2 separate regions of the Homo sapiens genome follow, and region 1 is linked to region 2. Evidence: chromatin contacts called from ENCODE Hi-C or POLR2A ChIA-PET data. All regions are on one chromosome and are shown on one strand. The core of a region is the stretch at or near the end of the contact, and the rest is flanking DNA. Distances in the headings are between cores, read along the strand shown.

The links. A loop is a pair of places that touch in the nucleus more often than their neighbours do. ChIA-PET counts read pairs that join two places held with the same protein, here RNA polymerase II (POLR2A). Pooled maps may share reads with other maps.
Region 1: a map of naive thymus-derived CD4-positive, alpha-beta T cell shows a loop between it and region 2 (2.0-fold over the local background). The contact joins two enhancer-like sites. A Hi-C loop is called at or near these places in 1 of 168 maps with a recorded cell type or tissue (naive thymus-derived CD4-positive, alpha-beta T cell) and 3 of 50 pooled maps. POLR2A ChIA-PET finds 5 or more read pairs at or near these places in 5 of 52 experiments (A673, HEK293, OCI-LY7 and 2 more).

What each region holds. Positions count from the first base shown.
Region 1 is chr6:45,047,800-45,051,541 of GRCh38, reverse strand. All of the region lies in intron 3 of SUPT3H (SPT3 homolog, SAGA and STAGA complex component), which reads left to right. Among named protein-coding and RNA genes, the nearest start is that of MIR586, 150 kb to the left of the region's middle. Within about 2 kb of position 2,146, at least 2 of the 41 ENCODE cell types and tissues checked have a DNase peak (open chromatin) inside an H3K27ac peak, as active enhancers do.
Region 2 is chr6:44,975,480-44,979,453 of GRCh38, reverse strand. The region is part of intron 6 of SUPT3H (SPT3 homolog, SAGA and STAGA complex component); the gene reads left to right. Among named protein-coding and RNA genes, the nearest start is that of MIR586, 220 kb to the left of the region's middle. Within about 2 kb of position 2,318, at least 3 of the 41 ENCODE cell types and tissues checked have a DNase peak (open chromatin) inside an H3K27ac peak, as active enhancers do.

The DNA.
Region 1 (3,742 bases), core at 897-3,396, 72 kb before region 2:
TAATAAATATATATACATACATACATTTGATAAATATATATTTAATAAATATGTATTATACATAAATTTTTCCCTATTTATTTCACTCTCCCAGTATCCTGGATGATGTGTTATACCTTTTTCTTTTTCTTTGAATTTCTAACAAGTTATTTCCTATCCTGATTCTCAGCTTATAGCTGTGCTTCCTACCTCTCTAAGGAAGTATGAGGAAATATAACAGGCCTTTCATATGTTTCTACTTCATCTGCTCTTTTCCTGTACTTATGCCCACATACCTGTCTTCCCTCCCCATATTGTAGCTTAACTGTCTATTCCCCAACCTCTCCACTTGTTCTTAAACTCCCATACCCTCAGGCTGGGCGCAGTGGCTCACGCCTGTAATCCCAGCACTTTGGGAGGCCGAGGCGGGTGGATCACGAGGTCAGGAGTTCGAGACCATCCTATCCTGACTAACACAGCAAAACTCCATCTCTATTAAAAATGCAAAAAATTAGCTGGGCATGGCGGCAGGCCCCTGTAGTCCCAGCTACTCAGGAGGCTGAGTCAGGAGAATGGCATGAACCTGGGAGGCGGAGCTTGCAGTGAGTCGAGATCATGCCACTGCACTCCAGCCTGGGCTACAGAGCGAGACTCCATCTCAAAAAAAAAAAAAAAAAAAAAAAATCCCATACCCTCTTATACACACAAGGACATCAGCACTTTTCTCTCCTGCATTATTACATTTCTACTCTTTACTAGATTATTCGGAGAATAATTAGCCAATATATAAACTTAACATCAAGTTTCTAAGTATTTGAACACTGGGGAATGTGAGAAAGTAGCTTTTGAAATGTAACATGCCTACTCATTGACCTTGTATTATCAACATGCAAAATCAGAAAACTGTCTTCCGTGAGGCTTTAAAACAAAATTAATATCAAATATATGTGGCATGGTTTATTTTCTACTGAATACTGCAGTGGAGACCAAGAACATTTTAGTAATTGTAATTTAATTTATAGGTTCAAATGATTATTGTGCCTCCCTCTCTTTCCCTGCCCGCCCCCATGAAAATTTCCTAAATGGAAAACCAAACTATGGGTTTTTTTTTTCTTTGCCTTTCAATGCTTCTGTATTAACTTCTTGTGTTATTTTGTGTTAATTGTGTTATGCAAATATTCTTGGGAAAATGTCCATGATCCCAGATGATTTTGTGGTTTATAGGTATTTCAAATGGAAGTATCTTCTTTTTACACACACACACACACACACACACACACACACTGCAGAAAAAGCAGTGTTTGCTAAACCATGTGTGTGGACTGACTGGCAAGGTGGCTCTGAGTATCCTGTTTCTTAAGCTATAGCTTACCTAGATAATCTGCTGCAGTGGCTTTCAAACTGTCTTTTATAGAAGTACTTCAGGAGATTTTACTCAGGAGATAATGATGTCCTTGTGGGTGGAATCCTAGACTTGCCATACTTGGAGTACTTGAATTAAAGGAGCTCTGTTTTACCTGTTCATGGTAAGGGGTTTCATATATGATTTCATTTTCCCCAGAACATTCTGCTGCTTAAAAAGAGGGTACCAAATATTTATCTTACTGTCAAGTAATTAGTCTTATTGTGGTTATTCTTTTGGTTCTTATTTTATTGATGGATACATAACATGAATTTTTCCATATTATTATGTAACTATTATGCAAATTGATCTGTATTTTAATTGTAAGGGGCTGCTTTAAGAGTATATTATCAATATTGTCCTTATTTTATAAGGATTAGAATTGGGTAGAAATAATTCCATCAGGAGGTAAATATAGTAAAAAGTGAAGGGGTTTTTTGCTTGTTTGTTTTCGTTTTCTTTCTGAGTTAAGCTATAAACAATGAAGCTACTTGTGTATACTCAAAGACTACTTTAACCAAGGCCCTGCTCTTACAGTCACTTAAACTCTGAGTTGGCGCAACTGTGAGTTTGGTTGCCAGCGGGCAGCAAAATTAGTGGCAGGCAAGTCGTGAAATGTCATTATAGTTTCATTTGATACAAGAACTTAGGAAAATAAAAGGGGACCTAGAAAATCCATACCCCTTATTTTGTGAAGGTAAAAGTTGAGTTGTGGAAAGGAGAAGTGACTCATGCTGTCACATGTAGACCTAACTTCCTGTTTTTATCCCTGTGAATGAGTGTAACTTGTGTTGACTGTTTGAGTAAGGCTGATTGTGTGGGACAGAGGCCCCTTGGAGCATCCCTGAATAATGAAGGTTATCTTTTAAAGGATCCACATAAATGAGATCCAGCACCAGAAGTCTCAGGGTTGGAAGCAGATCGGTGGCTGAACTCTTGGCATCCTTCTTTTCTTCTCATTTTCTTTCTAAGCTGATTTTTTAAAAAATTGTTTTAATTGACAAGTAACAATTGTATATATTTGTCATGTACACTATGTTTGGAAACACGTGTACATTGTGGAAGGGCTAAATTGAGCTAATTAATATATGTATTACTTCACATATTAATTTTTTTGTAGTGAGAAGACATATGCACTCTTAGCAATTTGCGAGAATACATTTGTTATTAACTATAGTCACTATGCTGTACAGTTCTCTTGTATGTTTTCCTGTGTAACTGAAGTTTTGTATCCTTTGGCCAAAACCTCCCCAACCCTTCTATAACCCCTCCCTCCCCCTCAGCTCCTGGTAACCATCATTCTACTCTCTACTTCCGTGAGGTCAAACGTTTTAGATTCCACATATGAGATCATGTGGCATTTGTCTTTCCATGCCTGGCTTATTTCACTTAACATAATATCCTCTAGATTCATCCATGTTGTCAAAAATGACAGAACTTCCTACCTTTTTAAGGCTGAATAACAATCCATTGTATATAGCACATTTTCTTTATCCGTTTACCCACTGATGGACTCCTAGGTTGATTCCATCTTGGCTATTGTGAATAATACTGCAGTGAACATAGGAGTAATGCTACCTCTTAAACATACTAAGTTTACTTCTTTTGAATATGTACCCAATAATGAGATTGATGGATCATATGGTAGTTCTGTTTTAAATGGTGTTGAGACAACTGGATATTCACATATAAAAGAATGAAATTAGACTCTTATTTCATATGCAAAAATCAACTCAAAATGGATTAAAGAGTTAAATGTGAGATCTGAAACTGTAAAACTACTAGAAGAAAACACAGGAGGAAAGCTCCATGACATTGATCTGGGCAATGATTTTTTGGATATGAACCCAAAAGCATAGGCAACAGAAGTGAAAATAGATGAATGGGATTACATCAAACTAAAAAGCCTCTGCCAAAAAAAAAAAAAAAAAAAAAAAAAGAGTAGAGAGACAACTTACAAAATGAGAGAAAATATTCGCAAGCCATATATCTGATAAGGGATTAATATTCAGAATCTATAAGGAACTCAATAGTAAGAAAATAATACACTTTACTATTAACTAAAATCCAAACTTTATTTGGATTTTGCATTTTTCCACTGATGCTCTTTGTCTATTCCAGAGTCTAGTCCAAAGACTACCAAATCTTAAGTGAACAAAAAGCCTTGGCGATGATGTAAAAGTTTGATTGTTAATGGAATAAAGATTTGATATTAGGACAGTGTAAAAAAAAAAATGGGCAAAGACTGTATATAGACATATCTCAAAATAAGACATAGAAATGGCCAACACATATATGAAAAATTACTGAACATCACAAATCATCAGAGAAATGCAAATTAAAACCACAATGAGATATGAC
Region 2 (3,974 bases), core at 1,069-3,568:
TTTCAAAGAACAATCATAACCATAGGCCAAGTGTTAATATCTTAACATGTTTTAGCCTAAGACTCATACTAATTTGAAGAATTTTGTTCATTGAAACCTATCAACCTATCAAATGGTTGAAGAAATCATTCAGTATTTATTAGTATGTTTCTTGTCTCTTAAATTCTGAAAGAAAATGGGAGGATTTGATTTTAGGCTTTTTTGTTAATCAAAATATTCGTTCTGCGACTTGAGAAATTAAAATACTGTGCTACAGAAAAATAAGTACCATCTGGGCTGTGTGTTTTTCTACCTCTAAAGAACATTATGCAAAGGAGGGTATGCAAAGTAACAAGGCGTGTTCATTTAACTATATGGGATACCTGGTGTGGTACAATAGGAGTATTACTTAAGAATTGTATAAAATCCAATTTAGTTTATCATGTTGTAAATGTACCTAAAAGGCACCAATAGAAAAGAATATTAACAGGATTGCTTTTGTGCTTTGAAGAATATTAATTTATTATTTTGGCAAGGACATATTTTCATTGTGTGGATTTCTGTTACTTATTTCAATGTTGTCCATGTTTTGTTTTGTTTCTAATCTGCATACAACGTTTGGGCAATCTGGTCATGAAACCTGTTGCCCCAGTGATTATAGGGTTTTTAGCCTGTTCTGACAGACCAAACTCTCTCCCTACTTTCACCCTCACCCTAGTCCTCCCATGTGGATCCTTCATGTTGCTTCTTACTCAATAGAATAACTATTATTCTATTACTTAGAACGAATAGAAAGGAAGGATGACCTTCCCAGACAGATGAGACCATGCTATGTCACAACACTGTGTTCCCACTTAAAGCCTACAAACTAATGAAACATACACAGTATGCATATTCTCATTGTTTAGCAAATCTATCTCTTCCCTCTGCATCATTTTCTTTATTATAGAATGACAGTTTTTATCTTTTACCAAACTGTTTGTAGTATACTTGTCTTTTTTCTGATACTCTCTTTAGATTGTATGGTATTATGACCAGAGCATGGGCTTTGGGGTCATATAGACCTACATATTAAAATCACAGTTCCATTCTTTATCCAAGGTATGTTACTAACCTGGACAAATTACTACATGTTTCTGAGTCTCAGATTCCTTTATCTGGACCTGCATCTTAGAAGTGTTGGGAAGGATTTGTGATAACATATGTAATATACCTGGCTCAGTTCAGCACATGGGTGTTTAAGAAATGGTAGCTGTCATTGACAGAATCTTCTTTATGAAAATATATAATATAGCAATATTCCTATGGAATTTACTTTAGAAATAATCTTCCCTTCATAGTGACTAGAATCAGAATCAAAGGATTTGCAGCATGCATAACATCAAGTTAGTGGAATATGTAATATTTACTACTACCACCGAGTAAAATGACTCAGAAAATGTAGTCTGAATATTCAGTAGGCACTATGATAATTCCATGACATTCGTCCACTTATATTTCATTAAGCAATGTATTCATTTTAGAATACATTTCTAGATCTTATGAAAACTGCATGTAGCGCAATCTGAGGGTTTCAATTCTATAAAACAAAACCAGTTTCTTATCAGGGCCACTACAGAGCATTTCACGTAGAATTTTTTAGATTATTGCAAATTTTATACATCTCTAAAGTTGTAACATGTAGTAGTAATGTCAAGTGAACTGCATAATTTTACTTGATCAGATAGAAAATTTTATATCTGAATAAGGAGTTTTGTGTAGAAGTCAGTAGTATAGTAGAAAGAGCACTGATTTTGGAATAGGAATCTTAAACTCTTTCTAGCAATATATTTTACCTTGGTGAAAAACCACAAAACTCTCATCCAAGTACTAAACAAACCTGACCCAGTTTAGCTTGTGAGATCAGATAAGATGCATGTAGGGTGGCAAGGTGGGGTGAAGAGTATACAGGAACTCTCTGTACTATTTTTGAAGTTTTTCTGCAAATCTAAAATTAGTTCAAAAATTTTTTTTAAAAAGTATTTTTAAAAAATCCAGAGAATCAGTAAGTTTCAGTTTCTTCTATAAATGGAAATGTAATAATAGCTTATCTTTCTCCCTGACACAGCTGTTGAGTGGATAAACATGTAAATAAGGCAGTATACATAAAACTTTAAAATACTGCTGTTCTATGCTGTGATTCTTCCTTACTTGACTTTACCCATTTTACTGATCTTCCCTTCCTCTTGCTGCCAAAATAGTCCTTTGCTTCTTTAAAGCTTTTGTGGTTACTTTATTTAAGGTGAAACACTGCCTCACATCACCAAGTTGCAAAAACAATTCTCCTTTCATCATCTTTCTTTGTAATCATTCCACACCCTCTGTGGCTTGCCTTCTTTAAGCTTCTTGCTTATGAACTAGGCCTGGTGGCCACTGACATTTAATCAAATAACAGTTATAATACATTTACTCATGAGTAAAGCCTGAATAAAATGTGGGCACTGACATCTAAGAGAGTGGAAATTTCATCATCAAATATCTTAACAGAAACCATTTTGTTAAATAACCATAATTACAGGTTTTGCACTTATGATTGCAGAGGATTTTGCTCTTCTGCATTCTTAGAAGCTCAAGGGACAGCCATTGTGTTCAGGCTACTTGAAATACCTATACTGAATCTAAGTATAGCCAAGCCTTCTTCAAGAGAAAAGTCCCTGCAAGACTTTATAATTCAAAGATTTTCACACCCACAATTATTTTAAAGATTATTTCTGTTTTTAAAAAATATTTTTAGTTTAGGTAAGTAGACTTTTCAGATAAGAATTCAAAATATGGCCGGGCGCAGTGCCTCATGCCTGTAATCCTAGCACTTTGGGAGGCTGAAGCGGGCAGATCACTTGAGGTCAGGAGTTTGAAACCAGCCTAGCCAACATGGTGAAACCCCGTCTCTACTAAAAATACAAAAAATTAGCCAGGCATGGTTGTGGTCACCTGTATTCCCAGCTATTCGGGACGCTGAGGCAGGAGAATCTCTCGAGCCCTGGAGGCAGAGATTGCAGTGAGCCAAGATTGCGCCACTGCACTCCAGCCTGGGCAACAGAGTGAGACTCTGTCTCAAGAAAAAAAAAAAAGACATTAATTTTCCAAATGTGTAGACATTTCTGCTTTTTCTTAAGTATTTAGGAATTTACGTTTACTACATCTGAAGCAAAGCATTTTTGATTGTTATGATTATTCTTGTATCTTCGTGATAGTCATACTTGGTAAAGACTATCATTTTCTCCTTTTCTTAGTGACTAAATCTTGGCATTCTCAGGAAAAAAATTTTCTTCCTTTTGTTTTATGTTAACTCATGCTTCTAGCTTAGATCAGTCTCTGTGACAGATTTCTATTGATGGACTTGCTCATTTCTGATTCGTGAAAACAACTCAGCCAATTACAAGAAAGGAAACTTTAGCATTAAGATGATTAAGAACGTTCCATTTAGAGGAATAAATAATTTAATTTTGTTTGTTTTGTTTCTAATCTTAACTCAAATGCTATCCAGTTATAAAAGCCTATTTTTCCTCGAGAATTTTTCCCACACTGGTGGCATTGTTTCCTTACTGGAGCATGACATACTCAGCATGAGTTTGCTTTTTTCATATTTTCTTTTTTTTAATAATGAGCTCATCATTTTACTTACTCTGCTTATCAAAAATCAGAAGTAATTTGATGTTTATATTATTAATAGGACTCTTTCCAAGTATATTGACATTTCAATTTTTTTCCCAATAGTGTTTGAGGAACAGGTGGTTTTTGGTTACGTGTATAAGTTCTTTAGTGGTGATTTCTAAGATTTTGGTGCACTGTAACCCGAGCAGTGTACACTGTACCCAAGTGTAGTCTTTTATCCCTCACCCCCTCCCACCCTTCCCACCAAGTCTCCAAAGTTCCTTATATCATTCTTATGCCTTTGCATCTTCATAGCTTAGTTCTTACTTATAAGTGAGAACATAAGATAATTAGTTTTTCAT